Regions from separate parts of the Mus musculus genome. Here region 2 is linked to region 1. Evidence: chromatin loops called from intact Hi-C (ENCODE). Cell type or tissue: left cerebral cortex. All regions are shown on one strand. Links, peaks and the distances in the headings refer to the core of each region. The heading gives the core; the rest is flanking DNA. Region 1 has its middle 12 kb from the start of Gm46870. Region 2 holds the start of Psmb2 (proteasome (prosome, macropain) subunit, beta type 2).

Evidence for each region. Hi-C counts contacts between places; a loop is a spot of excess contacts. Peaks named below come from ENCODE experiments on the same cell type or tissue, not always from the same donor. Only the 100,000 strongest peaks of a DNase experiment are listed, where the experiment ranks them.
Region 2: it touches region 1 in a loop (2.5-fold over the local background); 1 of 42 quality-filtered maps calls a loop at or near these places.

What each region holds. Positions count from the first base shown.
Region 1 is chr4:126,625,081-126,640,767 of GRCm38, reverse strand. No RefSeq gene overlaps it. Among named protein-coding and RNA genes, the nearest start is that of Gm46870, 12 kb to the right of the region's middle. In left cerebral cortex, for the core only: a CTCF peak has its summit at 8,644 (motif pointing left); no DNase peak of the experiment used is centred there.
Region 2 is chr4:126,672,914-126,688,600 of GRCm38, reverse strand. It overlaps Psmb2 (proteasome (prosome, macropain) subunit, beta type 2), which reads right to left and starts at 10,958. Exons shown (of 6, transcript NM_011970.4): 1 at 10,756-10,958; 2 at 4,357-4,479; 3 at 1,502-1,572. The coding sequence starts at 10,846. In left cerebral cortex, for the core only: no CTCF peak of the experiment used is centred there; a DNase peak (open chromatin) is centred at 8,305; H3K4me3 peaks cover 335 bases.

The sequences.
Region 1 (15,687 bases), core at 6,331-10,330:
CAGCCAGAGCTACATAGACAAACCATGTCTCAAATAAATAAATAAATAAATAAATAAATAAATAAATAAATAAATAATAGACAACTCCATCTACCTGACCTGTTCCCACTCTTTTCCAACTCACTATACACATCTCATATAAATAGTCCTTTCAAAATACAAATATGGCCAGGCATGGTAGCACAAAGTAGAACCAGGAGACCTCGGAATTCTAAAACTACTTTGGGTTACAAACCAAATTTAAGACAAGCTAGGCTACCCTGGGCATTTGAACCTGATGCTATCTGCTAAGGTACCCTCTTCTACCCTCATTTCCTGTCTATGCTGGACTCCTTGTCCTTCAGGTCTGAACTCATCCTTTTCCTTCTTTTTTTTTTTTTTTTTTTTAAGATTTATTTATTTATTATTATATGTAAGTACACCGTAACTGTCTTCAGATGCACCAGAAGAGGGCGTCAGATCTCATCACGGGTGGTTGTGAGCCACCATGTGGTTGCTGGGAATTGAACTCAGGACCTTCGGAAGAGCAGTCAGTGCTCTTACCTGCTGAGCCACCTCTCCAGCCCCATCCTTTTCCTTCTTAAAGCCATCACCTCATTTACCACCATCTCTACCACCCATCCCACTTCTACCACCCACCACCACCCACTGGCTACTCTTCCAGAAGGTTCTGAGTTCAATTCCCAGCAACCACATGATGGCTCACAACCATCTGTACTGCTACAGTGTACTCATATACATTAAATAAATAAATAAATCTTTTTAAGAAAGCAAAAACAAAAAAGCAAAACAAACAAACAAGCAAAAACAACAATGAAAATATGTGAAGAGGTTGCTTGGAAAGCCAGAATGACCTGAATAACTGCCTGAATCATGGTCATACTCACAGGCACCACGGGCCCCCGGTAAAGCGTGTTTTACATTCCCGACCACAGTCCTGCCTCAAGGTAAGTGGTCACATCCCCGCTTTGCAGATGAGGCAAAAGTTCAGTTTGCCCGAACTCTCATAGTAAATGACTGGCAGGCAAAGGTCAGACCCAACTCTGAACCCAAAGTCTTTTCTTGCTCTTGATGTTTCTATGCCCATCTTTGCTCCTGGGATAGACTGGAGGGACAGAGCCTACCGTGCCAAGGAGCCAGGGAGCCCATGAGTAGTTTCCACACTTAGTGTCGCCATGGCACCCATCCTGTGTGTGCTGACAGTTTGACAACTTACACGGCAGCTGGTTTGCTTGGAGGAGATCTCCGTTAATTAAAGTAGCAGAAAGGGAGAACAGCCTGAACCATGTTGTTGGGTAATTAATGCAGAAGAGGGCCCAGGCGGCCAGAATGCTCAAGAGCTACCTGCCAGAACCCAGCCCACAGCGACTGCTTGGTTCCTCTAGCCACAAGCCGCTGCTGTCTGATGACCTCATGGATGAGAGGACAAGTTGTCCTCTGGACCAGATCCTGATCACTCCTCTGGTTCCCCTCACCCCACCCCCCAGCCTCTTTGAACTGTCCATCTTTCCTGGGAGATATCCAGGAAGACAAGCTGGAGCTAGTGCATCCAGGACACAGAGTTTAGGAATAAGAAGTAAGTGTTCCCAGCTACCTCTGCCCCATCAGGCTGTCTGTCAAAGGTGTTGCGCTTGTCTCAGGATAAGATCTCAAATCAACCTGTTTCAGTACCCAGCACACAGGCATGAAATGAATGTGGCCCCAAGAGCAGCATCCGCCCAGGGCTTCCATTTGCCTCCCTTTCCAGACCACCATCCTGGTCCTGGATCTCACCCGACTAGGGGTTTTCATTTCTTTCATGTCCTTTCTTCTATTTCGTTATTACCATAACCCCAGCAGTGCAAAGAGAAAGAAAGTTCTCTGTTTTGCAAATGGATTCACTGAAGTTCTTAGCTGTGAGGCCATTTGTCAAGGACAAAGGAGGTCTCCCCTTCTTTCTCAAGAGGCTGTGCTTCAGCCAGGTTTCCAGCCATCTGGATCAATATCATGTTGGGTTTTTTTTTTTTTTTTTTTTTCTGGTTTTCATTTCTCCTTTCTCCTTTTGGAGACAGCTTAGTTTGCTTCCCAGGCTGGGCTCATGTTCCTGAATTATATAATTCACGAGGCTCTGCTGCCCAAGTGCTGGGACTGCAGGTCTGGACCACTGCCTCTGGTCTTGCTTTTCTGTTTTTAACAAACTTCATTTGGAAGGCAGAGGTGGAGGAACCTCTGAGTTTCAGGCCAGCCTGGCTACACAGAGAAATTCTATCTCAACACACACACACACACACACACACACACACACACACACACACAAACATGTCCACACACCTATATGTATATATGTGTGTATGAATTTATACACACACACACATGCACACACATATGTATATATTAATTTATACACACAAGTGTATACACACACACACATATATATATGCATATATATGAATTTGATGTTGTGCATTTACTTTTGTGGCAGTTCCAATCATCAAACCCAGGGCTTGTGCATGCTCGACAAGTGTTCTATCTCGCAGTTACAGAAATGTCTCATCCGGGCATGGTGGCACACGCCTTTAATCCCAGCACTCAGGAGGCAGAGGCTGGCGGATTTCTGAGTTCGAGGCCAGCCTGGTCTACAAAGTAAGTTCCAGGACAGCTAGGGCTACGCAGAGAAACCCTGTCTCAAAAAACAAAAAAACAAAAAACAAAACAAAAGAAATGTCTCATCACTGTACATCTGACTTTTGGTCTAGGAACCACCTCCCCTCCTCCATGAATTCTGGTTTCCCTCTTCACCATCCAAAGTGTGAGTGCTTGTGATGTGGCCCCTTCAACAGACCCTTTCCCTGCATTGGGACCTTGGCCAGCAGGGCCATTCAGGAAGAACCACCCTCAGCAGCAGACGCTCAAAGTTTTACTTTGTAACCTTTGAGAGTCTGCTCATCAACTTACTCTTCCATAAACTTACAGTGACACCTGTTGCTCACTTAGCTGCCCTGAATCCCACCGATGGTATTTGCAGGTCCCACTCACTGTAAGTTCCCCAGAAAGATAGCCCTGACCTGTGTAAAGAAGACAGCTCAACATAGACTGGCTGGTGAGTGAGCACCCTCCCCCATGGTTTCTGCTGCACTTCTTGGCTGCAGAGTGAGTCCTGGCAGCTGCCAGTTACTCTGTGTGCATTAGCAAGCTGTCCTGCCTTCGGGTTCCTGCCGTGGCAGGACCATCAGTGATGGTCTGTGATCTGGAATTGCGAGCTGAAATAAACCCTCTCCTCCCAAAGTTGTTTTCTGTCAGGGTGTTTTTAATCACAGCAACAGAAAGAAATGAGAACAGATGCCATATATATATATATATATATATATATATATATATATATATATATATATGTAATTTTAATTCAATACCTTTTCATCATAGAAACTCTCAGCAAACTAGAAATGGAAAGAAATGACCTCAGCATGTTAAAGCCTGTGCACGAAAGGCCCATAGTTATATCACACGTAATGGTGGTACTAGTATATCCGTAGGAGGCATCTATGGCTGCCGGTATGGCTCGGTGGTAGAACACTGGCCTAGGATTCCTAAGGAGCTGGGTCCAGTGTCCATCAAAGAGAAAAAAAGTTCTGTAGAGATGAGAGGAGGCAAGAGAGTAGGGCTCTGCCTCTGTCTTCACATCTGTTAGCCCTCCTGGTATGGCTGGAGGGACAAACCCAGAGTTCTTCCCCAGCAGAGCAAATCAGAAAGGAGGGCAGGAACAGCTAGACAGACTGACACCCTCCTCCTTGAATTGAATTCTAGGCCCTGCACCCTCAATTCTTTCCTTCCTCTCTCCCTCTCCTGCTGCGATCTGGGCGCTCCAGTTGGATGGGGAGGGTCATTTGTAAAGTAGTCCCCCCCCCCCCAGCCCCAAGTGCAGATTTGGAGGGCTGGTTCTGGGGTGGGAGTAAGGGGCTGCTGGGGTATTGAGTGACACGTGCAGCAGAAACTTGGGGGAGGGAGGGGAAGGAAAGGGAAGAGAGAGACAGAGCCTCCCTCGTCCCCACCCCCAGGGCGTGGAAGCTGCAGAGGTGTCAGAGCTGGTGACTTAATGACAAGCCTGAGGGTCTACCTGCACAGATGAGCGGGCCGGGAGGTGGGAGCTGCAGAGAAATTGGAAAAGGGGCACAATCATTTTTCAATGCACATCTGCACTCGCGCGCTCGCCCACATACACACACACACACTTAATAAAGAGCCAGAGGCTTCCTTTGCTACGTACGGCTCTCCTTTTCTACAGAGGACCCATGGGAGAGAGGTTGTAAAGAGGCAGCGTGAGGGGAAGACACAGAGATGTTGTCTCCCTTGGGTTTTGTCACTGTCTGCAGGATAGCCTGCAGGAACATTGCCCGCCTTGCTGGCCACGACCACCTAGTGGGGGTGGGGGGTTGAGGGGGGTGGTGCTGAGAACCAAAAAGGAGGAGAAAGGCTGGAAATCTGCCTTGCACTCCAGCAGGTATTTATCCAGAGCCCTAAGCCTCTGGCATCCCAGCTCAGCTCCTCAGAATAGACCTGACTATAGCCTGGGAAGAATTATCAGTACCCTGTTTCTAGCACCCATAGGGATTTAAAGAGACAGAGCACCTTCCTGGCTTAGGCATGGTAGCACACACCTATAACCCCAGCTACCCCAGAGGCTAAGACAGCAAGGTGAAGAGTCTGAGTCCTGCTGGGCAGCTTGGCAGAGAACAAGACAGGAGTAACGCTCCATAGGAGAGAGTTTGTGCAGCATGTGAGGCCCTGCGCTCCATCTTCAGTATGAAAGGGAAGATGGACAGAGAACAACTCACCAAGCCCAGCTCCTGTGCGGACTACTGTAGCCCCAATACTGGAACAGAAGTTAACAGGCGGGCCAGGCTGACTTGAACCACTGGGTCAGGGAGGGACTAGGTGTCTAGGGGCATTTTAGAACCTGACACCAGCCCTTTCATCCCATACCAAAATCCTCATCTGTTTGGGAGAGCAGAGGAGCTCCTGGGCAGGGGAGGAAAACTTGTCCTTCACCTTCACTCACTCACTGTTCACACCTGTTCACACCTGTTCACACATCACCTGAGACTCTTGCACAGGACCATAGGAACCTTCAAGAGGCCCTATTCAAACGATGTGATAAGTTCAGTTTCTATCCTGGGTGAACACAGAAGCCCAGGTGTTTCTTGCTTCTTTCTGAGGACTCTGGGAGATGTTTTCCTGCTCCTTGGATCCCTAGCTGCTACTCAAAGTGCTCGGTACGGCTGTGCAGGTCATGGCCTGCTCACTGCCAGGGTGCTGATTACAAAGTCCTGCCATGAGATAGCCACCGTCTTTGTATTTCTTTCCAGTCACCGTTAGCCATCAAGATCATTAGCTCAAGGTCAGATTCTCCATTTCCTAAAAGTACTGGTGACCTAAGTCAAAGAGTCACGTGCAATAACCGATTTAAGCTTCCATCTGCTTTATTTGTGAACTTTGAATTTTTTGTTTCTGGAGTGGGTGTGACCTGATTTTGTCAATGACAACAATCAAATAGTTAAGTTATGACTTCTACAACATTACATCTCCGGCAGCATCAATTAACTCCTGAGCACTGTTAGCTGCTGGAGTCATCTCTGTGAGCTACTTACCCAGCAGGTGAGGCCTTTGAACTTGACTCATCTGTATACAGTGATGTGTGTGTGTGTGTGTGTGTGTGTGTGTGTGTGTGTGTGTGTTGTGGGTTTCAGTGTTTGGTGTCTTCCTCTAGCTGTCACCATGTTATTCTCTGAGGCAGGGTCTTTTACTGAACCTGCAGTTTGCTGATTCAGCAAGACTGCCTGACCAATGAGTCCCGGGCATCCTTCTGTCTCTGCCTCCCCAGCACTGAGATTATGAGATCAGGCCACTCTACACCCAGCTTTTCAGATGAGTGCTGTTGATTCTAATGCAGGTGCTCCTACTTACACAGCAAGCACTCGGAACCATCATTAAAGGTGTGACTCAGTGGCATTAAATACATCCACAGTGTTGAGCAACCATCTCTACCCTCCACTCTAGAACTTTCTCACCCTCCACAGATGAAGCTCTGCGCATTCCTGGATAATCCCTCCTCCTTCTCCCCAGTCCTTGGCTTTCTGTGTTTGAATATGATGACCAAAGCATCTCACATAGAGAGACTTCAACAGTATTTGTCATCTTGTGACTACTTGATTTCATACAACATACTTTCTTCACAGTTCAATGGTAATTCAGTGATCCAGAATCTTTACCTTTTTAGAGCTGAATAATACTCCATTATGTTGTTGTATATTTGTTCATTCATTTGTCTGTTGATGGGAAATTAGACAGTTTCCACAGTTAGGCATTGTAAGTAATACTGCAATAAACACACCTATGTTCTTACTTTCAAACTATTTTGGGTATAGCCCCAAAGCAGGATGATTGGGTGATAAGATAACTCTGCTTTGTTTCCTGAGCAACGGCCACATTTTCCCACATGATTTCACATCCTTGGAAGAGTTGCCCCTGGTTCTGGTTTCTCCACATCCTCCACAGCTCCGAGTTCTTTATCCTACATCTAACCAATAATGGTGATGTGACATTGTCTAAGATCTCTTGAGCGTATTCCTATCTCTTTCTTCCTGAGCACTCCTGGCCTGTTTTAAGCCCTCCCAACTTAGTTACACTGTTATGGCTCAGGGACCTTCCAGGAGTTTCAGTGAAAAGAGCCACATGGCCCAGAAAGATACTGCATGGAAGATTTATAGGGCTGGCAATAAGGCTCAGTGGGTAAAGTGCCTGCTGCACAAACGTGAGGATCTGAGTTCAGGTCCCCAAAGCCCATGTAAATGCCAGGTGAAATGTCATTGGTGTAACGCCGAACCTGGGTGGGGGGTGGGGGGCTCAGAGGAGGATCCCAGAGGTAGCTGGGCAGCCTGCCCAGCCCAGTGAGTTCAGTGAACCCCCAGGTTTAGTGAGAGACCCTGTCTCCAAAACTAAAGTAGAAAATGACCAAGGAAGGCACCCAAGTTGGGGTGACATTTGGCCTCCACACCTAAATACATACACATATTTATAGCACATGAAAAAGAAGACTAGCCGGGCAGTGGTGGCGCATGCCTTTAATCCTAGCACTTGGGAGGCAAAGGCAGGTGGATTTTTGAGTTCAAGGCCAGCCTGATCTACAGAGAAAGTTCCAGGACAGCCAGGGCTACACAGAGAAACCCTGTCTTGTGTCTTGAAAAACCAAAAAAAAAAAAAAGACCAAAAGACCAATCTGATTAAGAATGAGACATAAATCATTTTAATAATAAACCTTGTTAATTACAATAATAAAATTTGTCAATTTTAGTATATTTATTTGAGTTATAATACTTCTACAATTATGTCTAACAATTAATTTTCTGTTTAATAAATTGTGAGGTGTATTGTTCAAAATGGTTTAACAGGTGTCCTCAAGGGCCATAACACTCTTTGATTCAGGATCTCTGAGTCTGGAAATCTATTACAAAAAGTTTCAAATATGAGGGAAAAGTTGTTTATTATATTCACTATGGAAAAAAATTAGATGGGCATATTGGTGCACACATGTACTTCCAGCACTCAAGAGATTGAGGCAGAAGACTGGTCATGAGTTCAAGACCATCCTGGGTATATAACAAGACTTTAATGTCAAAAGCAAGACAAAAAAACCCAAAACAACAAAAACAGAAACCCCTACCCTGGCTGGTTTTGTCTCAGATCCTTCAAAGCCACAGCCTTTTTTCTTTCTTTCTGTGCATTGATGTTTTTGCCTGCATGCATGTCTGGGTGTTGGATCCACTGGAACTGAAATTACAGACAATTGCAAGTTGCCACGTGGGTTCTGGGAATTGAACCCTGGTCCTTTAGAAGAACAGCCAGTGTTCTTAACCACTGAGCCATCTCTCCAGCCTCACAGTCTCCGTTTCTATCCAGGTAGTTATGAGGGCCCAGCTTCTCCATATGTGAGATAAGACTTCTCTTTCGTTTTTGATCATAGACACTCATTGGTTTGCAGTGGTAGCTTTCATGATGTAACAGTGTTTTTTCTGGTGACTAGTGATTTTCACCATTATTCTTTTGGTTTTGGGTTTTTTTTTTTTTTTATTGTTGTTAGTTTTTTGGTGCATGTGTGTGTGTGTATTTTAAGATAGGATCGCTCAGGCTGGAGAGATGGCTCAGCCGTTAAAGGCTAGGCCCACAACCAAAAATAGAATATAAGATCACTCAGTGTAACCCTGGCTATTCTATCAATGGTAGACCAGGCTGGTCACAAACTCAGAGATCTTTGTGTCTCTGTCTCTCAAAGGCTGGGATTAAAGGTCTGCACCACCACATCCTTCATACTCATTTTTAACAAAACTAATTCTTAAACAATACAAAGTTGAAATTCTCATTATAAAAATTATTCATGTGTCCCTAGGTGGTGTCGCACGCCTTTGCACTCAGAAGGCAAAGGCAGGTGGATCTCCCTGAGTTCAAGGCCAGCCTGGTCTACAAAGTGAGTTCCAGGACAGCCAGGGCTACACAGAGAAACCCTGTCTTGAAGACGAAAATAAGATAAACAAACAAAATTATTCATGTGTATTGAGATTTTTTTTTTATTATTTAAAATTTAAATCATACCCAAATAGCACCATCTAGAGGTAACAACTGTAAACACTGCCAAGTTTCCTTGAATTCTTTTCTGTCCTTTCTAGACTGAGTTAAAGTTATTAACATTTGTGAATTTATATCCCCCCCCCACACACACATATACACACACACACACTTGGAAATGGAACTTTAAACATTGCAGAATAGGACAGCTTCCTTAACCACTCTGCCATTGACAGATGCGTGCCTGGTCTTAGCTATATTTAATGTGATAAATAATGCAAAGAGAACCAGGCACGGTGGTGCACATAGACCAGGGAGAGGGCCGAGGTTCAGGAGACCAAGAACAGGCTGAGCTGTAACGAGTTTGAGGCAAACCTACGTGAGACCCTTTCTCAAACATACAAAAAACACAAATAATGAAATTGAGGTGGTTTGCTGTCACCTCTTTGTTCTGCTTAGTAAGGTTCAGATGTTTGAGGGCATAGAATTTGTCTTCTATTTCATAAATATGCACAGTTATTACATGTCAATTAAAAAATAATATAGGGGCAGGTCATGGTGGCTCACACCTTGAATCCAGCACTAGGCAGAAGCAGAGGCAGAGGGGCAGAGGCAGAGAGGGAGAGAGGCAGAGGGGCAGAGAGGCAGAGAGGCAGAGAGGCAGAGAGGCAGATGGATCTCTGTGAGTTCAAGGCCAGCCTAATCTATAAAGCAAGTTTCAAGACAGCCAAAGCTACACAAAGAAACCCTGTTTCAAAAACCAAAACCCAGGGCTGGTGAGATGGCTCAGTGGGTAAGAGCACCCGACTGCTCTTCCGGAGGTCCGAAGTTCAAATCCCAGCAACCACATGGTGGCTCACAACCATCCGTAACGAGATCTGACACCCTCTTCTGGAGTGTCTGAAGACAGCTACAGTGTACTTACATATAATAAATAAATAAATCTTTAAAAAAAAAAACCCAAATAAAAAAATCAAAACAAAAGCCCAAAAACAATAACAATAAAAGAGCATCTGCAGACCAAGTCTGACGACGTGGGTTCAATTCCGGAACCCAGCTAAGGATGAAGGGACAGATCTGACTCCACAGTGCTGTCCTTGGATCTCCAGACACGTGATGTGGCATGCATACATGTGCATGCACAGGCAATAACTGTAGATAAAAATGTAAAAACAATACAGATTTTACTAACGGAAAAGAGTGGATCTCAAGCATTTCTCCAGCTCTGCGGACCCTCCTCCCCCGTGGTGCTCCCCAATCTCAGATAATGGAGGAGGCTTGTGTGCCAGAGTTGAAATGAAATACAAGCCAGCTACTCATCTCTGTCACCAGCAAGACAGGCAACACTGGTTAAGCACTCAGACTCTGAGCTGGGCATGCGTGCTTGCTTATGCCCATAATGCCAAGCCTCGAGAGGCTAAGGCAGAAGACGGCATGGTTCCAGGACAGTGCTGAGAACACAGTAAACTTCAACTGTTGTTATGGAGTGAGCACTGTGCTACACACTGGACACACGCCAATGTGTTTACTTAAGCCTTCTATCTTCCCTTTGAGGTCTGTGACATTATTCTCTATTTTATAGTTAAGAAAGGTGAGGCAGAGAAGTTTCTTTTAAGGGGCAGTGGCAGAATTTGGATTCAAGCAGCCTGCCCTGGAGTCTAAACTCTACTTACTTACTTAGTTACTTAGTTAGTAACTTATGCAGAGTTGTACTCTGCAGGCATAGCTGGCCATGCTCTGTCTCCTCCTTGTATCTTACCACATGTCTATCCTCAGACCTGCTCACTCCAAGTCTCTGCTTAAACACTGTTGTCTTCTAGAAAGTCTGCCCCAGGCCATCAGCTAAACTCTGTTGCCCACTACACACACATACTTCTCTGACATGTGTTATATTTCTTATATTTATTCTTTTTGAAAAATGAAAAAAGAAGATGATTGAAAAACATTGTGTGATGTCTAGTTTAATGTCAACCTGATGGGAGCTAGTCATCTGAAAGAATGGAACCTCTCTTGAGGAAAAATGGTCTCTATGAGATCTGTGGTAGAGAAGCCTCTTAGCTTTCTTTTAATGAGTGATTGATGGGAAGGCCCAGCCCACTGTGGGTGGTGCCATCCCTGGGCCAGTGGTCCTGGGTTCTAAGAAAGCAGCCTGAGTGAGACATAGGGGAAGCAGCACCCTTCCATGGCCTCTGTATCAGCTCCTGCCTCCAGGCTCCCATCCTGTTTGAGTTCCTGTCCTGACTTCCTCCAGTGATGAACAGTGATGTGGAAGTGTAAGCCAAAGAAACACTTTTAGTCGTGGTGTTTCATCGCAGCAATAGTAACCCTGGCTAAGATATATTGTATGCATGTGTGAAATTCTCAAGGATAAATACAAATATTCTATATTTTAAAATGATGGGGGATAACCAGGCATAGTGGTAGACACCTTTAATCCCAGCACTCAGAGGCAGAGGCAGAAGGATTTCTGTGAGTTTGAGGCCAGCCTGGTCTACACAATGAGCTCCAGGATAGCAAGAGCTACATGGTGAGACCCTGAGTCCAATTTTTAAAAAAGAAAAAAAAAAAAAAAAAAAGAGGAAGGAAAAAAAAGAAAAAAATGCTGGGGTGTTGGAGACAGGGTCACTTTCTTAACACCCAACTGAGGCACACAATGGTCCTTCACTCCATTATAGGTGATACAACACCCTTTTCTGGTTCTGACTTCAGGAGCACCAGGCATGCACGTGATGCACACATATACACTTGCAGACAAAACACATGTGCACATTAAAAAAAAAATTATTTATTTTTTTTTTGAAAAAAGAACTTGCTGCTCTTCCAAAGGACAGGAATTCAGTTCCTAGCATCCAGGCTGGGCAGCTCATAACTCCAGCTCCCCAGATTTAATGCCCTCTATAGCCTCTGTGGTCACCTGCACACTCACACACAGACATACCCAGAAAAAGAGACACACACACAGAGACCTACAGAGAGAGAGAGTCATACACAGGCTCACACACACACATAAATAAAAATAAATAAACCTTTTTAACATGACATTTAAAGGAAAAAAAGAAAAGGAAAAGTTCCTTATTATGGAAAAATTCAAAGAGTATTTTCATCACCCGGCTTCAGCAATTATCAGCCCACAGCCAATCTGGTTTCCTAAGCCCCCAATTACTTTTCCTCCTCTTATATTATTTTTAAGCAAATAATCTTTTTTATTTCATCTGCAAATGTTTCACTCAGAAAGTGTCTCTAAAAATTATAAGGATTTTAGGGTTGGTGTGGTGGCTCATTTTAATCCTAGCATTTCAGGAGTGGAGACAGGAGGATTAGGAGGTCAGGGTCAGCCTTGGCTACATAGTGAAGTTCAAGGCAAGCCTGAACTATGTGAGATACTCTCTCAACTCTTACTCTACCCAAAGGATGAAGACTTTAAAAAATCCTAGTTAAAATATCATTATCCTTTCGTTGCTTTGTTTTGTGTTGGCGGCGGCGGCGGTGGTGGTCGTGGTGGTGGTGGTATCTAATGTAGCCCAGGCTGCTCCCAAACTCTCTGTAGCCGAGGCTGGCCTTGACCTTCTGACCTTCTCTCCTTTATCTCCAGAATGCTGGCATTGCAAGTGTGCGCCATCATACCTTGCGCAGTAATTATCATTATTTTAAAAGATTAACTATGATTGTTTTCTTTTTTTTCTTTCTTGGGGGGTGGGGTGGAAAGTTGTTTCAAGACACGGTTTCTGAGTAATCTTAGCAGTCGGGAAACCACTCCAGTCCAGGCTGGCCTCTAATTCACAGAGATCCACCTGCCTCTTAGGGCTGGGATTAGAGTGCACCGCCATCTCCCAGTTTATAATGGTTTTCTCTTTTCAAGTTTTTACATTGAAAAGTTGCAAGCTTACAAATAAGTTCACCCCAACTTCTTTACCTAATCCACTCAATTATTAGCATTTTGCCACATCTGTTTTCTGAACTGTTGGCAATTCTCCTAACAGCTACCTAGCATCAGCTTGCATCTCCACTGGCCAGGTACAAGCCAGGTGCCAGGTGATAAAACCACTAAGTTACCATATTCACTCACTCCCTCTCTCTCTCCCTCTCCCCCACCCTTTCCCTCTCTCTCCTCCTTCTCCCTCTCCCTCTCCCCCTCCCCGCCTCTCCGTTTGAGACAGGGTGTTTTTTCTCTGTGTTGTGCCTGCTGGCTCGGTACCAGTATTTCTGAAGAGTGTCCACCAGGTGCTTCCTTCCTTCCCCCAACTGGATCATAAATGTGGGTTTATTTGGTTTTCTCCTGGCACCATATCCCTCAGGCTCAGCATCTTTGGCAGGAATGATAACCATTTGTCTCATAAAGACAACAGATTCTGATTTGGATTAAGGCCTTAATCCAGCCCCTTAAGTGTGTGTGAACTGGATGAAGAGCGAGATCAGATCTGATTTCTCCATCCATTTCCCCAAGCATAACTAACAGCCTTAAACTGGAGAAGTACAGCCGCCTAAGTGAGCCTTTCCTCCATTCAGTTCAGGAGGAACTAATTGAGATCTCAGAAGGGACCGAGCTTGAGAGAGGGCAGTCTCACGAGCTTGTCCTGCCTGGGACGTTCCTTCCTTTCTAAGACACTCTTCGGATGGAGCTCGCCCCCACCAAGGTTTCAAAGGAAACAGCCATCCCAAATAGAAGGCCAGCAAAGCGACTTAGCTGTCCGGAGCCCAGGGGCTGGGGGAGAGGAGTGGGAGACCCTATTTGCATTTTTTCCATTAACAAGCTGGAGTTGAGCTCATTCGCCTGGGGAGATAATTTGAGAGGAAAATCTTTGCATATTTTATTTAAAAGCACGCCGCGTTAGGCGGGTAATAATGCAGAGTGTGGCGATTAGGTGAGGCCTGCAGGGGGCAGGGTGTGGGGTCCTTTCCTCCTTGTCTGCCACAGACCCTCGTCTCATTTCCTCCTCAGTCCTGAGAACCAGCCTCCTTAAAGGAGCTTAGGTAGACGAAGGCCAAAATGAGGCGTGCGGAGAACAGGAAAAAGGGTGGAGAGTGGGACAACAGGAAGGGACAGTGTCCAAAAACAGAGACTCCCTGCTCAAGAGGCGTAAAGAAATCCGGGAGGTCTCAGTGGGGGCGGGGCTTTTAAAAACTTAAGCCACCGCCTGGCGAGCAGAGGCCGGATCTCTGTAAATTCAAGGCCAGCGTGGTTTACAAAGCAAGTTCCAGGACAACCAGGACTGCTGCACCGAGAAACCACCGTCTCTAAAAACAAAAACAAACAAACAAACAAACAAACAAACAAACAAACCAAAGTAAAACGTATGCTAAAGCCGGGTATAGAGGCACACACCGTTAATCCCAGCACTCGGGAGGCAGAGGCAGGTGGATTTCTGAGTTCGATTTCGAGGCCAGCCTGGTCTACAGAGTGAGTTCCAGGACAGCCAGGGCTACACAGAGAAACCCTGTCTTGAAAAAACAAAACAAAAGAAAAAGAAAAAAGAAGAAAGAAAAATGCACACACACATCAGCATGCGTGCACATACTTACAAACCAGCCAGATGATCTCATTAGGAATTAAGGGTGAATAAGTGTCCCATACGAAACAAGTTCCTTCAGGGTGCTCAGTGTGGTGATTGTACCTCCAAGAAGTCTACTCTGTCTGGTGAGTCTGAGAACATGGAGGGATTCAAGTGCAGCATCTTGTCTTCCCCCTAGGAGCAGGAAGCAGTCACCTGCTGTGGTGTCCTGCCTCCTCTTTCTTAGTTCCAACACTCCAGGACAATGATCTTGAAGTTAGGGGGTGCTTTCTGAGTTGGGATGGGTCTGTTTCTCTGGCAAGAGGTTCGTGGCCTTGACTGTTCTTAAGGGAGGGATGAAAATGATGTCTGTGAGTGTGTCTTACTCCCTCAGTAGACATTTCCACTTACTTACCTGTTGGGAACAAAATAAAGGGGGGCCCTGGGGAAGAAGGAGAAGGAAAAGGGGCCTACGTCCGGCCAGAGTTCCTGTGCTCTGAGCAGGCAACCGCAGGCAGAGCTGCCAGTGCTTTCCACACGGCCCCGAGTGAGCATCTAAGGCTGACCCCACTCTCGGGGGTGGAGAAGGGGCAGGCCCGGACCGGGGACCCTGGAGCTACCTTGCCAAAGTTCCGGAGTTGTAGGAGAGAGGAATGAGTGAAGGAGTTACCAACACCTGCGAGAGTGGCGCAGCGGATCTTGATGGAGTAGAGACTCTCTATGGTTTAAGAGCTTTATTATAGAAGGTAGGGAGAAAGAGAGAAGGGAGGGAGAGGGGGAGAGAGAGAGAGAGAGAGAGAGAGAGAGAGAGAGAGAGAGAGAGAGAGAGAGGGGAAAGGCTAGAGAGAAAGGAGAGAGGAGAGGAGATGAAGAGAAGAGAGAGGGAAGAGGAGAGAGAAGTGAGAGGTAAAGGAACAAAGGAGTAAGAGAGCGAGGTGGGGGCCTAACAGCCCCTTTTATGGTCTTCACTGTTGCTAGGTAACTGGGGAGGAGTTTAGCCTGAAGGTCAGAAGCTTGGGCCATTGCTACTGACCATGCTTCTCTTGTGGGGGCTGTGGGAGGTGGTAACTTAGGCAGGGGCCGGAGTTCCAGGAGCATGAGGGAACACCTACCGTGTCATGTAGGTGAATTATGACCATCCGGCTTCAGATCTCAGCTTGACTGGATACCAGCCTGCAATTCCCCACACTTACCTATGAGATAGGGCATGGAGAAAGTTGCTCATGGGGGGTGGTACGAGGATGAGATGCTGGCCACCTCCTCCCATCCTTTCCATTTGCTGTTCCTTATCTGTCCCCCAACCCCCGTGCCTCTCCTTACTCTGTCCTGAGAGTACTTCTCTTCACAGCCATCCCCCCTTGGGGAATAACAAAGATGCCCCTTGGGAATAAATTAGGGAATAATATTGTCACATCTTGTTAATTCGAGCAACTTTTATTTGCCTTAAATTATTAATAACCACAAAAAAAGATTACCATTTCAGAGGCTGAGAACATTGCTCAGTGGTAGAGTTCAATTCCAAGTGAGTGTGTACATATGAGCACACACACATACATACACACACACACACACACACACCCGACTATAAAACAAGTTATAAGAA
Region 2 (15,687 bases), core at 5,931-9,930, 48 kb before region 1:
ATAACCCAGCTGGGTAGTGGTGGTACAAGCCTTTAATTCTAGCACTACGGAGGCAGAGACAGGCAGATCTCTATCAGTTCAAGGATAGCCTGGTCTACAGACAAAGTTCCAGGACAGCCAGGGTTACACGGAGGAAGTCTATTTTAAGATATTTGTGCATACACCTGCATGTAGGTCATGTACATGAGTACAGGTCCTGAAGAAGCCAGCGGCATCAGATCCCCTGCAGCTGTGCAGATTACTGTGAACTGAGTACCATGGGCGCCAGGGACTGAACTCAAGTCTTCTGCAACGCAGCAAGTGTGCTTAACCAGAGCCACTTCTCCAGCCCTATGTGAAGGAACTTTAAATCATGTCACCAAGAAGCCAACTCTATGCTATGACAGTCTGAAAGGGAAACCATGCAAACAGTAAGAGCGTTAGATGCTGCCAGGGGTTCAGCAGATGAAGAGAATGGGTGGGGCACAGAGGACGCTCAGGGCAGTGAAAATATTCTACATGCTACAGAAGGATTTAGGTCCTTACACATTTATCTAAACTCACAGAATGCATGCCTCTTGAGTAAATCTTAATATAAACTATAAACCCACGCTGTCAATATAGGTTCATTAATTGTAGAAATACACCATTCTGGTAGATGCTGATAATACAGGATGCTATGTATGTGTATCTGGGCTGAGTTTATATGGGGAAAATATTTGTATTTTTCTCTTAATTTTGCTGTGAGCCTAAAATTGCTGAGAAAAAATAAAAGTCTCTGGGAGGGGGGTAGTTTATCACAGTCCTTCATGTTAGTATACCCCAACAAACAAAATTAAAAAACAAAAACAAACAAACAAAAAAACCTTCCTTTTGGGCCAGAGAGACAGTTCAGCAAGTAAAGGCCACGAAGCCTCCCGCCTGAGCTTGGTCCCTGCAGGCCACAGTGGATGGCGAGAACCAGCTCTTGTAACTGTTCTCCTACCTCCATACCCACCCCACACCACATGCAAAATAAATGTTAAAACACTTTTAATTTTGTTCTTAAAATAAGGCATATTTGGCCTGTAGAGATAGCTTGGTGGTTAAGAGCACTGACTGCTCTTCTAGAGGTCCTGAGTTCAAATCCCAGCACCCACATGGTGGCTCACAACCATCTGTAATAGGATGAAATGCCCTCTTCTGGTGTTTCTGAAGACATCAATAGTGTACTTACATACATAATAAGATAAATAAAAATCTAAAAAACAAAAAACAAAAACAAAAAACCAGAGGCATATTTTCATTGAATAGCCCGGGCTAGCCTGGAGTTTATTAGCCTTCATTAGCCTCCCAAGCGACAGATTTAGATTGTAAAAAGCAGCAATACCCAAAGAGAAAACATACCCAAGGGGACTAAAAGGGAATGATTAGCAATGAGAAGAGTTGAGGAAAGTCAAAAATGCCAAAACTACTGTTCATGTCAAACAGGAATGTGAAAGCACAGCTTTCTGCTGTTGAAGGCTGGCTGCAAGCTGCTTACCCGACTCCGAAGACAGTCAGCCAGGTTCCGCCGTGTGAAGTTAGCTGCTGCTGTGGGAGACAATTCATATCCTGGTACAAGACATAAAGAGTCACACTTGAAGGGACGCAGAAGACAGTAACAGTCTTCACCCAAATCGCTTCTCTATACATTTTCTCTTTAGAGACAGGTCTTAAACTTGACCTGTTTCTGCCTTCTGAATGCTGTGATTACAGGTGTGTACCACCGCACCTACCCTAACTATAACTGTGATCATTGTTAAAAGCCATTTTTATTTATTTATGTTGTTTGAAACATGATCTCATGTAACTCGAGTCTCCAGTCATCAGGCTGGCCTCAAACTCATTATACAACTGAGGATAGTCTTGAACTCCTGATCCTTCAACCTCCATCTTCTAAACTGTACTTAATAAAGTGACTAACTTAAGAGTCTTTAAGGGTTAGTTTAAACAAACACAATTTTTCTTCTGGGCACTGACTTAGCACCTAATACACGCGTAACAAGCGACCCTTCCTGTTCACCTTAGTCACTCCGCACTCCCTCAGCTGTCCTGAGGCAGCACCACAGCTCGGAAGCATCGCAGACCCTTCACCTGAGTATGTGTAATCCCAAGTAGCATGCTTTTAGGTCCTGAATGGCGGGGTCTTGATCACCCAGTAAGTTTCTACAGTATTAAGCACAGTGCTGAATATTGGTAAGAAAGACCTTCAAAACATTTAGGCTATTGGGGGAATAATGCTAACTAAATATACTGCCTAAAAACATGTATGAATGGATATTAATTTAGTCATTTTACATAAGTAACCATATAAAACTTAAACCTAAGCTGTATTCTAAGTCTTTATGTTTTCCAAAAAAGGTTTCTCTGCCTAGCCCGGGCTGTCCTGGAACTTAAGCTGTAGACCTGACTGGTCTCTAACTCAGAAATCCGCCTGCCTCTGCCTCCTGAGTGCTGGGACTAAAGGTGTGCGCCATCACGCCTGACTCTAAGGCTTTTTTTTAAAGATGTATTTTTACTTCATGTATGAGTGGTTTGGTCTGTACCACTTGTGTACCTGGTGCCAAAGAGGGTGTCAGGTCCCCTGGAATGGAGTTACAGACGGTTGTAAGCCATCATGTGGGTGCTGGAACCAAACTCTGGTCCTCTGCAAAAGCAGCTCAAGCCATCTCTCCAGCCCCAGAAGATGCTTTTAAATGTACAATGTCTTATAATTACAAAAATCATAAAGCATTTTTTTCTTTTGTGCAGTGCTAAGATTACACCCATGGCATCAGCCAGATGCTCAGCCAGTACTCTGCCAAAGAGCTATATCCCCAAGCCAGTCAAAACCTTTTCTTTCTTTCTTTTCCCCTTTTAAAATTTTAAACCTAGAAGTTTTTTTTAAAAAGATTTATTTATTTATTTATTATACATAAGTACACTGTAGAAACCTTCAGACACCCCAGAAGAGGGTGTCAGATGTCATTACGGATGGTTATGAGTCACCATGTGGTTGCTGGGATTTGAACTCAGCACCTTCAGAAGAGCAGTCGGTGCTTTTAACACTGAGCCTCTTTCTAGCCCTTCTTTTGTTTTTTTTTAAGACAGGGTTTCTTTGTGTAGTTTTGGCCATCCTGAAACTCACTCTGTAGACCTGGGTGGCCTTAAATTCACAGAGATTAGCCTGCCTCTGCCTCTAAAGTGCTGGGATTAAAGGCTTGTGCCATCACTGTCTGGCTATTTTGTTTTGTTTCTTGAGCCAGGGTCTCATGCAGTCCTCACACTCTCTGTGTAGCTGAACTGCTGAATTTGACCTTTAACCTTTGATCCTCCTGCCCCCATCTTCCAAGTGGTAAGATTACAGGCATGCACCACCACTCCTCATCAAAACATGCTCATTAACATAAGTATAATCCCATTTTAGATAAAGAAAATAAAGTCCCAGAGAGGACAAATGACTTGCTATATGTGATACTGTAAAGTCACGGAGCTGAAGAGATGGCTCAGCAGTTAAGAGCAGGACCTGCCCTTCCAGATGATCTAGGATTAATTCCCGAAGCCCAGAACCCTCTGTAATTCCAGCTCCAGAGGGTCTTCTGGCCCCTATGGCCACCATGTGATACACTAACATGTGTGCAAGGAAACACCTACACACATGAAATAAAACAAAGGACTTAAAAAAAAATCTGATTTCTTGCATTGTAACACCAATATATCAGTGTTACGATAGAATGTTAGTAGAAAATCTTTAAGGACAAAACAATTAGAATTTAGGTTCTAGATTTTTTTGTTTTGTTTGTCTGAGACAGGGTTTCTCTGTATAGTACTGACTATTTTGAAAACTCAATTTGCAGATTAGTCTAGTGTAAAACTCAGGGGTCATATACCTGCCTCTAATTTTTTTTTTAAGTAGGTAGGAAGAGTTAAATGAAAAACTGTGATCCCATCAATCCAACAGTACGTAAGACTGTCAATAAAGAACACCCATCTTCAGTTCAAAATTAAACATATACTGAATAGCATCCTCCAAAAATTCATAAACTAAAGCCCTAATCATAGACCCTCAAACTGTGACTGTATCTAGAGATAGTATACAAAGAGACAATTAAGTCAAAATGTGGTTATGAGGGTGAGCTCCGATCCAATGTGAATGGTGTCCTTATAATAGGAGATTTGGATAGAGAATACAGGAAAAGTCACCTACAAGCCAAAGAGAAAGCCTCAGAAAAATTCAGCTCTGCTAATTCCCTGACCTCACAACTGTAGCCGTTAGAGCTATGAAAGGGTTCTGTTGTTTAAACTGCCCAGGCTATGGGACCTTGTGTGGTGACCCTAGAAAACTAATGCACCAGCCAAAGCTACCCTCTTACCCACCATTCCGCATTTTATAAAGTTGCACGTTTTTCTGGATATATTCTGCAAACTGTACAGTGTCTCCAGCCTCTCCAACACATAGGAGTAAGATTTTTTCACTCATCTTAAACATCTTGTCATGATCTGCTCAAAGGAAAAGAAATTCATATTAGAAACTTTGACCACAGAAACTAAAAGCTATTTATATATGCAAGTATAAACGGGTCTATTAAGTATATACTGAAAACAGTCATTGTTATTATAAGACTTTAATAGTTTCACGAGCCAACAGGTTAACTACATATTTTATTAATGTTAATTTATATTGAAAATTATATATGAAAGCAGACTATTCAAGATACAATTGCAGGAAAAGGTGGGGCTAGAAAGATGGCTCAGCAGTTAAGAGCACAGCTGCTCTTGTGGATGACCCAGGTGATCCCAGCACTGACATCAGGTTCACAGCCATCTATAACTTCAGTTCCAGGAATCCCATACCCTCTTCTGACCTCAGAGTATTGCATACATGTTGGATACAGACATACATGCACCTATACACATAAAAATAAATATTTTTTAAAATTACAATTTGGGGCTATAGATGTAGCTCAGTGATATAGCATATGCTGAGTGTGTGAGAAGCCCAGAGTTCAATCTCTACCACTTACTTACTTAATGAAAAAATAAAATTTAAGCTTGGCTTTAATCCATGCAATCTGGTGTTGCAGGATATTTGATCACACTACAAACCCCGAGATTATGTTATTTAATAAAAAACCTTTTTCTAGTTGTGGTGTGACTCAGCCCTTAGAAAACACATTTAATTCCTCTGGCTGAAATACAGACACACCTTTAATCCCAAACAATGAAGGTAAAATTAGTTTGTAGAAGGAAGCACCCATGCTTGAAATTGATGTCTAACTCGCGGCAAAGTGGCAAACCAGACAAAGACTTGACAGAACAGGACACGCTGAACTCTCAAGAGAGGGAAAGGGAAAGAGAAACTACTTAGAGAGCAGCACAGAAAGGGTGGAGGGGGGTTGGGGGTGGGGAGAAGCAGTTTTAGCAGGACAGTTTAGAGACAGGTTGAAGAGAGAGCAAGCTAGACACAGGTAAAAACAGAACAAGCCAGAGAATGAGAAGGAGCCAGAAGATTGTACAGAGGATAGAAGATCCCAGGATTAGGCCTAGGTTAGCAGACAGAGGCAGTAAACCTCAGAGATGACAATTATATCAGGAGAATAAAAGATACGTTTACACTCTGGAAGCAAAGACAGGCAGAGCCCTATAAGCTTGAGGCCAGCTTATTCTACATAGTATGCTACAGGGCAGCCTGCACAGTGAGACTTGATTTGAAAAGACAAAAACAAACAAGCAACAAAGACAATTTAAGAACATTTAAAATACAGGGAATGGGAAGGTGAGAAACAGCGAAGGAATCCAGATTATGGGGATTATCTAGAGGCACAAGAGTTAAGTCCAGAGTTCTGAAACATTACTACTAATACAAATGTCAAATAAACATAAAAACGGTGAAAAGAATGAATTCTACAGTTAAAGAACCTTCTCAAGAAAGAAGAAAAAAATATCAGCTGAGAACCCAAATTAATGTATAAAGTAAACCAGCTTCATATCAAAAGAAAAAAAGAAAACTGGTTGCCAAAGCAGACACTTTAAAGAATGTGCTAACAGTGAACTATCTAAGTAACTAATGAAAACCGTAATGCTGTAGCCTTATCTAGCTAAAGCAGACGTACTCCGATTAAACAGACAGATACTCAGGTTGTAATTGTTGCCTGGGGAGGAAACGCAGTATTTAGTTTGCAGCTTCAGAGAAAAGCTTTATTCTTCCTATCTTACCCGACTTTCACTTTTCATTTTTCTAATAGTGCTGAATAATCTCCCCTGGGAGACATGTTTTCCTGTATGAAAGCTTCTGAAATGTCAAAATCTCTTAATAGGATTTAAGGAACAAATGCAACTACCAAGTACTCTACAAGTGTTGGAGAGTTGTAGATAGTAATAATGTGGGTGTCTGGCCTGGTGGTGGCTCCCACATAAAACACGCCTATAGATAGATAATGTTGAATTGCCTTAAAATTCCCAAGTAAACAAATTTTCATGTTACACATTCAAAGACTGTTAGTTTGCAAAATTGTTCTAAAAAGAAGATTCATTTAGACATATGTTGCAAAGAAAAAGACCAGAAGGGTATATATTCTAAATTCTTGACAGTGGCAAGAATCTGAGCAAACTTTATTTCCGTCCTTTATTTATCAGTATTTTCTAAATCTCTATAGTTAACAAGTTTCATTTTTGTAAGAGAAATTACTTAATATGTTTGCATTGTTTTTAAGGGGAAAAAAAGCAGATAGGCAATACAGTTCAGCAGGTAAAGGCCTTGCCCCACCCCCAACTCAATCCCCAGAACCCACACGGTAGACAGAAATAACTCCTCCAAGTTGTCCCCTGACCGCCACACATGTGCTGCGACAAGTCTGTGTGCATATACACACTAAATATTGGAGCAAAAGTAATCTTCTAGGGAGAATAAGTTTTATGTCACACTTCATAAAAGAGGCTAAGATTCAAGGCAGCGAACTATTAATTATTAAATAAATGTAAACCAGGCCTACTTAGTTTAAACCGTGAACACGCTCAGTGAATAGCAAGAGGTGACGTCTCAGAACAGAACTGATGGATACGCATGGTCCTGAGTTGTACAAGAAGCTGCCTGTAGTTTGAGGAAGGTCTTCACTTGTCAATAAACTTACAAGATCCACAAACACACATAACCAAATGAGTATCAACATGATAAGCCATGCAGTCAAACTAACCAGAACCCACTAGACATCGTTCTGGTCAGACACAGTGGGAAAGTGATTTGCCTGTCTAAACTCTGGTTATCAACTATTTAAAATAGTGTAACTATCACTTACCAAAGTCTAACTCACAGATAAGGAAACCTGTTACACTCAGTGTTAGAAATGCAGTCTGTATCACACAGGTTGTAGGAAGTCACAACAGACATCAGAGTAATTTAAAAGTCATTCTGCCGCTGGGCAGGCGTGGTGGTGAACACCTTCAGTCCCAGCACTAGAAAGGGTGAGGCAGCAAGATATCTGCGAGTTTGAGGCCAGCCTGGTCTGCAGAGTGAGTTCTCAGACAGCCAAGGCTACACAAAGAAACCCTGTCTCAGAGGAGAAAAGTCATTCTGTTTAGGCCAAGAGACAAAAGGCATGAAATGTGGCACATTTACAACCAAATGGAGAGCTGTACCAGTTAGCTGTATAAGCAAGAAGTTTTTGGAAAACATCTCTTTCCTAGTATCAACATATTTTCCCAAGTAGCATGATGAAAAATGACAACAGGCAGTGTGAACCAGTGTGGTGCTTCATGCCTAGTACTCTAGGTCTTGGAGGCTGTTACATGTATCAGGTTAGTCAGAGCTACATAGCAAGACTCCATTTCACAGAGCCAAAACGTCTCCCTCAAAATTACTTCTGTTCAGCATTCTTAACTATGCCACACAAATTCCCTCAGACAATTATAAACTCCTACCCTAAGTTTTTCATACCAGAGAAAGGTTATTAGTTGAGTACAATTATTTACAACTCTTTTTAAAGAACTACTCAAATCCATCTTTTTTTCCCATACAATAATCTTTTTGTTCTCTGGGCCTATTCTAACAACTTACTTCTAACATCATTAATTTAAAAACTAGCCTAACACTAACTAGTAATACTTCTAACACATAAAAAACATCTTGTATTTATTGCTTGGTTTTTTTTCTTCGATGTTTGCTTCTTTTAAAGACAGACAGAGACAGACAGACTGGCTGACTCAGTATGTACTCCTACAATGTCTGTGAAACCAGGCTAGCCTCCAACTAGAAATCAGCATTCCTGTCTATGGGATGAAATTATAGGAACGCGCTATGCCTGGCTCTCCTTGTCTTGGCTTGAATCCCGTGTAACATTTATGGATAAAGGCATGGAGCACATCCTCCTTTTCAAAGCCATCCACACAGTCACTGTGAGGAAACAGAGACCCCGCAACTTGACATCCGCTCCACCTACTCTTCATGCTAAAATCACCTGCTGTCAAAGCAATGGACCAATTTACTCTCAAAATGAACTTAAACCTTTGGAGACTGGCTCACAAAATAACTTCTACAAACTAATCATAAAATTTCATAAAGTCTCTTGAGAGACAATTAATACCATAGAGGTCTGATTTCAAGTCCTTCAGAAAGAACAGAATGCAAGCAAAGCTCACAGCATTCTCTCTCTATCCCCAGATGGAAGCGCCAGGCTCACACCAGATAGGTAGGTGCCTTTGCTTTGTGAGATCGGTTGTGGCAACTGTGCTTTTTCAGTTCTGACAACGCACTTCAAGGAGCTCCAGATCTAAGCCTTTTTCCTCCTGGGATCTAGGATTCACTGCTCTTCACTTTCAAAGCTTTCCCTAATCTCTCCCCACGGTCCATCCCTAAAGTCTCCTCCTCTTCTTCTTAAGTCTCCAAAGCTTGACTGCTCTAGTCTCAACTCAGCAAATACTTTCTAGTTTGTGTTACAGTTATTTTAACACACATCTGACTTTTACTGAATTACTAACATTGTGTGTGTGTGTGTGTGTGTGTGTGTGTGTGTGTGTGTGTGTCACACATAAGTGTATGGGTGTACCTGTCTCACCCGGGACAGAGAAGGACATCAGGCCATCCCTCACCTTATTCTCACGCAGCAGAGGCTCACCCTTTGGGCCTGACTGACTGACTGACTGGTCAGTGAGCTCCCAGGATCTGTGTTTCCTGCTCCCAAGTAGGGACACAGCCATGCCTGTTTGATCTTTTTTCTTTTAAGTGAGTACTTGGAATTTAAATTCTTCATGCTTACACAGCAAGCACACTGACCTACTCAACTATCTTCCCAACTACATAGTATTCTTTTTTTTCTTCCTCTTTTCAGTCCCTAGCACTGTAAAGAACACAGAGAGGCATGAAACTTGTCAAATGAACTTTTAATCCACTGAACAAAAGCTAGATATCTTTCAAACAGTAACATGCCTATGATCAGTCATGAAAACACTCAAGATTCTGTGGGTCAGTTGTCACTATAAAGGTAGTGAAGTTGTTAAGGGTAAAAGAGATCATTTTGCATAATGTCTACTAACTTGTTTTTGGAGTGCTGAGGCTGGGGCCTTGTATATGGTCGAAACATATGTTGCCACTGAATTGTAGACTCAGTCCCAAATTACACAGATTTGAACCTAGGTTCTACCACCTGTAAGCTTAGAAACTTTTTCTTTGATAATTTTAAAATTTTTATTTATTTATTTAGAGACTCTCTCTCTTGTTCTGCACAGGTGCACATTGCCACAGAACAGGTGCACAGGTCAGAGGACAACCTGCAGGATGTTGGGGTGGGGTCTCTTCCTCTGCCATCTGGGTTCTGGGACCAAACTCCGGTTGTGAAGCCTGGGCAAAAGCATCTTTACTACTGAGTTATTTCAACATCTCCTTAAGAAAGTTTTGTACATATACACACATATACACACACACACATACATATATACACATACATAGATATGTATACGCACACATATATGTACACACACACACATATATATGCATGTGTGTTATATATAATATATACTATATCTATACATCTTAGTTATACATATTCTGTCTCCAAAACTAACTGCAAGAAGGGCACATAGTAGAGCCAAACTTTTAACAAATTAAAATGTTAACGATGGACACACCTGATACATATATGCTTCAGTTTGTTAAGTGTTTGTCCAATGCTAACTCCTTCACTCAATCCTCTCAACAAGTTTTGAGTTGGTTATTAGTAATTTGAGAGATAAGAAAATCTGGGCACGGGAAAAAAAATAACGTACAAAACTCACAGAGCAAATAAAGAGAGGCCATCTCTGCTGCATTCCACTATTTAACGACAAGTAAAATCTAGCAGCCAGGGAAAGGCGGAAGAGGCTCTGAGGTGAGCCACTGAAGACAGCGGAAGCAGAGTGGAAATGCCAAACTCTGGGGAGTCTCACTCTCCCCAAGATCCCACCTTAGGGCACCCACAAATTATAACTTCTATCTGGGGCGACTGAAACTTGCCAGAAATTCAGAAATTGGAGGCGCCGGGCACACACTTGAGCTCTCATAAACTTAATTCCCTCACGCTGAGCAACTCTCACCTAGCAAGCCTCATCTGACCCAGAATCCCAAACTAGAGCCCTAAGCTTGTCTGCCGGCTCCCCCGGCTTCTCAATCCTGCAGTGCCAGCAGGGCAGAGCACACTGGGCTCCATCTTCCAAGCTGCCCAGAGGGAGGCCCACGGTCCCCTTCACCAACTCCCGCCGACTGCCCCTCCAGCCAGGCCCGCCGGGCCTCCCCCTGCTTCCTCTCACCGTCCTTCATCTGGACAATATTGCTGGCGGCCACTCGGTCGGAAGCGACGAGGACATAGTCTGGGCCCTGGATGCCAATGAGGTACTCCATGGTGCCGGGAAGCGGGAGGCTGCAGAGGCCACGGACAGGGACACTTCCCGGGTACACGACCTCACCAGTGAGACAGCACACCCGGACTGAGCTGGGGGTGACGCAAGACGCGCGACGGCCCAGTCACTGGCGCGGCCCAATGACGTCACCTCTCGCGAGAGAGCAGGCGGGAGCTTGGGTGCTTTTCCGCGCTGAGATTGCGGAGTGGGCTGGTCTAGAGGTGTGGTTTGGAAACGTAGCTGTGGGTGATGGGGCGTTGCGTTTCCTTATCTACCAAGTCGAATTTTAGAGTTTGCACGCAAATCAAGCCGTACCCTGTGTAAGAAGTACCAGCACGTGTGGGTGCTACAGAGGAGAGGAGGTCTTCAGCTTTCTGGTTTTCATTTCCTTGCTCGTTAAACAAACGGGAAAATTTTCCCTGCAAGCCAGATTGAAGAACAATTTCCCCGAGCCATAGAGTTAAGGACCAGGGGAGCAGCCTAGGACAACACATCTCAAAAGCAAAACAAACAAACAAACAAAAAACCTACTTGGCGGTGGTTCCCTCTTGAAATCCTAGTACTGGATAGACAGAGGCAGAAAGCACGTTAGTCAAGCCTGTCCCTCGAACCCACGGTAGAAAGAACAGACTCCCCAAAGTTTTCCTCTGACCATCACACTAGCGCGTTCATCCCCAATACAAATAATTTTTAAAAAAAATTTTAAATTTAAATATTTTACTATACTTCTGTTTCATTACATTTAAAATATTATTTTAAAAATGTATTTATTAATGTAAATGAGCTAAATACCTAATAAAAATGGGAAAAAAAAGTATTTATTTACACTCCAGCCATTGCCCCCCTCCCCAAAGTTCCTCATCCCAACAAATTTTTAAATGTTCACTTTTATTTACTTATTTTTTATATTTTGATTTGTCCCGACAGGATTTCTTGGCTACTCTGAAACTCACTCTTATAGACTAGGCTGACCTCGAACTCAGAGATCCACCTGCCTCTGCTTTCTGAGTGCTGGGATTAATGTATTGTGACACCACCACCCGGCCTTTTTTGAGAGATGGGGTATTACTACTATGTAGCCTTGGTTGTCCTGGAACTAATTTAATTGTGTTGACCAGACTAACTTCAAATTCACAAAAATCTGCCTTCCTCTAACTCATCAGTGCTAGAATTAAATTCCTGATCCACATGCCCTACATGAAATATTTTGGAAAGAGTAAGATAGGAAATTAGGGATGGACTGGAGAGATGGACCCGTGCTTAAGAACACTGGCTGCTCTTCTGGAAGACCTGGAATCAATTTCCAGTACCCATAAGGCAACTGGAAGACAGCTATCAGCAACTCTGGTGTATCTCTGTCCTCTGAAGGCACTTCACACACTTGATGCACACACATACATTCAGGCCAAAACCCCATAACACATAAAGTAAAAATAATTCTTTTAACAATAGAAAGGGTAATAGAGGAGAGACTACAATTAAACTGCATATAGAAATGTCTTAGTGAAACTTGTGACTTTGTACAGTTAATATACTTGTGCCGGCTAGTCCTCTGTCAACTTGACACAGACTAGAGCTATGTGAAATGAGGCAACCCTTAATTGAGAAAATGCCTCCATAAGGTCCAGCTATAAGGCTTTTCTTAATTAGTGATTGACGAGGGAGAACCAACCCATTATGGGTGGTGCTGTCCCTGAGCTGGTGGTCCTGGGTTCTATAAGAAAGCAGGCTGAGCAAGCCATGGGAAGCAAGCCGGTGAGCATCCCCCTCCCCCGTAAGGCCTCTACATCAGCTCCTGCCCCCAGGAGCTTGACCTGTTTGAGTTGCTCTCCTGACTTCCTTCAGTATTGAACAGTGCCATGGAAGTATAAGCTGTTTCCTCCTCAACTTGTCTTTTGGTCATGATAGTTCATCCCAGCAGTAAAACCTGTAACTAGGACCGTACTTTAATAATAAAACCTTTTTGCCAGTCAGTGTGGTGCACACCTTTAATTCCAACAGTCTGAAGGCAGAGGCAGACCGATCTCTGAGTTTGAGGCCAGCCTGGTCTACAGAGCAAGTTCCAGGGCAATCAGGGCTACACAGAAAAACCCTGTCTCAAAAAAAAAAAAAAAACAAAAAAAAAACCACAAAATAGAGTTTATTAAATATACATTATCTTTCGAATGTATCCAAAGGAATGTCTGCACAATAATCAAAACATTTCTGCACAGACTAATGTGTTGCACCACTGCGGTAGTGATGAAAAGAGGACCAACTTCCATGTTTAAGTAGAGATGTTTTACATATGCTGCTAATGGCACACAGTGATACACTACTCATCTATTCCAAAGAATGAGATGGGGCTGAGGTGATGGCACCATCAGTAAAGTGTTTATTTCACAAGCTTGAGGACCTCAGCTCAAAGCTCTGGAACCCACAGGCCTCACACAGTGCTATGTGCCTGTAGCCTCAGTGATGGGGAAATGAGGGGTGCAGGCCAGGGGGTCCCTGGGAACTCATGGGCCAGCCAATCTGGCATGAATGGTGACGTTCAAGGCCTCAAAAGACCCCACTTCAAAACAAAAGAGAAAGTGGAATGTGCCTAAGGACACACATGCACGCACACACACATGCACACACACACACACACACACAAATGAGTTGCCCTATAGCTCAAGATACATTTCACTGAACTGAAAACGAAATTGCTTTCCTCTTTGTAGAGGGATGCCATTTTATTAAAACAGTGAATATTCATCTGTGAGTGGAAAATATTTAGAAACATTTCAAGATCAGTTATACGCAGTTATTATTTAGTGTGTGTGATTTAACGGAATACTTTTCACCCGGCTGTGATGGCACACACCTTTAATCCCAGCACTCGGGAGGCAGAGGCAGGCAGGTCTCTGAGTTCGAGGCCAGCATGGTCTACAGAGTGAGTTCCAAGACTGCCAGGGCAGTCTGAATCCTGGGATGACAGGCACCCTCTACTATGCCCAGTTCACTCTCTATTGTTTCCGTTTTGTTTGAATGTTTTACTATTCTCAAGTGACACTTGAGAATATAATGATATAATGATAAGTGATATAATATCTCGAGTGTCGAGTGTATGCTAGGGATTAAGACCAGGACATTCCTTTTTATGTTAAGCACATACTTTACTACTGAGTTAACAGCGGCTAATTATTTGCAAGTAATTATGTGAGCTCAGGATGGCTTTGAACTCCTTATGCAGCTGAAAGTGATTTTGAACTCTCCGGATCCTCCTACATCTACCACACAAGTGCTGGGATTAAGGGCAAATGCCACCAATCTAGGATTTAACTAAAAAGAAAACAGCCACCACTGTAGTCTATAAGCTTTGCCACAATTCTGGAAAGGGGGAACTATGTCACGCTTAGGTTCTGGCACGTAGGACTGAGTCCTCATGTCACTTAGTGAGAAATGGAAAATAAGTTGCAATTCTACCTCCAAAGACGACTACGAGATCCCCTTGTCTCTGTAGAAATTCTAGTAATTACTTCAGTCTGCATGTTTCTTCCAGGTCTCTGCCCATAAGGGGACGTAGAGCCCGAGGAGGTTGGAGCAGCCTATCTGTCATGGGATGCCTGCCAGGGGCAAGCGAGGTCATTAAGCCAGCCATCTCTCGGAACACAACTGCATCCATCATTCTCAAAGAATTCTTTTCTTAAGCAGCAGCAGAGAAAACCCCACTGAAGCCCCCTCCTCCCTCTGGAACTCATGCCTACAACTGTGTTCTTTAACTGCTAAAATTACGCAGCAACGCTATCTACAACCTGCACACAAAGAATGCAAAGTAAATCGATCAATTGTCTCTTCTTTTACCAAAGGTAACCATCCATCAAAAGCCTGTATCCGTCATATTTTTCCTTTGTACATGCCAATATGAATTGATTCTTTTACAAAAGATGCAGAACTTTGAACAGGAAATCTGATACACACTATATACACACATGTATGTGTTTATATCTGCTATATATGCATGTATATCTGATGCATAATACATATATAAATATCTATAAAACAATTTATTCAATGGACACTTCTATCTTCTCCAAGTCTTTTGAAATCCCTTCTAGATTCCAGTGCCTAAGATGTCTTACTTTCTTGTTAGTTCAGAAAAAGAGGTGGAACTTTTTTTTTTTTTTTTTTTAAAGCTATACACCACCTCTGGATGGGTTTTTTTTAATATTTATTTATTTATTTTTATTATATACACTGTAGCTGTCTTCAGACACTCCAGAAGAGGGCATCAGATCTCATTACGGATGGTTGTGAGCCACCATGTGGTTGCTGGGATTTGAACTCAGGACCTTTGGAAGAGCAGTCGGCGCTCCTAACTGCTGAGCCATCTCACCAGCCCCCGAGGTGGAACTTTTAAAGACTTAAATTATAGTAACAGAAGAGATGGCTCAGTCAATAAAGCGCTTGTGTTGAAAGCATGAATATCTGATTTCAACCCCCAGAATCCATGTAAAAAAATCTGGGTGTAGTGACATGCTTGTTATGCTAGTACTGGGGGTGCAGAGATGGGTGGATCCCAGGGGCTCACTCTCCTGCCAGCCTGGTTTATTTTCTTATAGCTCTGCCACACTTCCTCCTTGGCAGTGAAGATGTTTTGAAGATGTTGAGAACTAAGAAGAAACGGAGTGGATGTTTCCCCATGTTTTGTGCTGTGTATTATTTTCAAGACACGGTCTCTCTGTGTAGCCCTGGGTACCCTGGAACCCATTCTGCAGGTCAGGCTGACCTCAGACTCACAAAGATCTGCCTGCTTCTGCCTCCCAGGTGCTGGGATTAAAGGTGCGTGCAATCACTGCCTGGCTGTGCTATGCACTG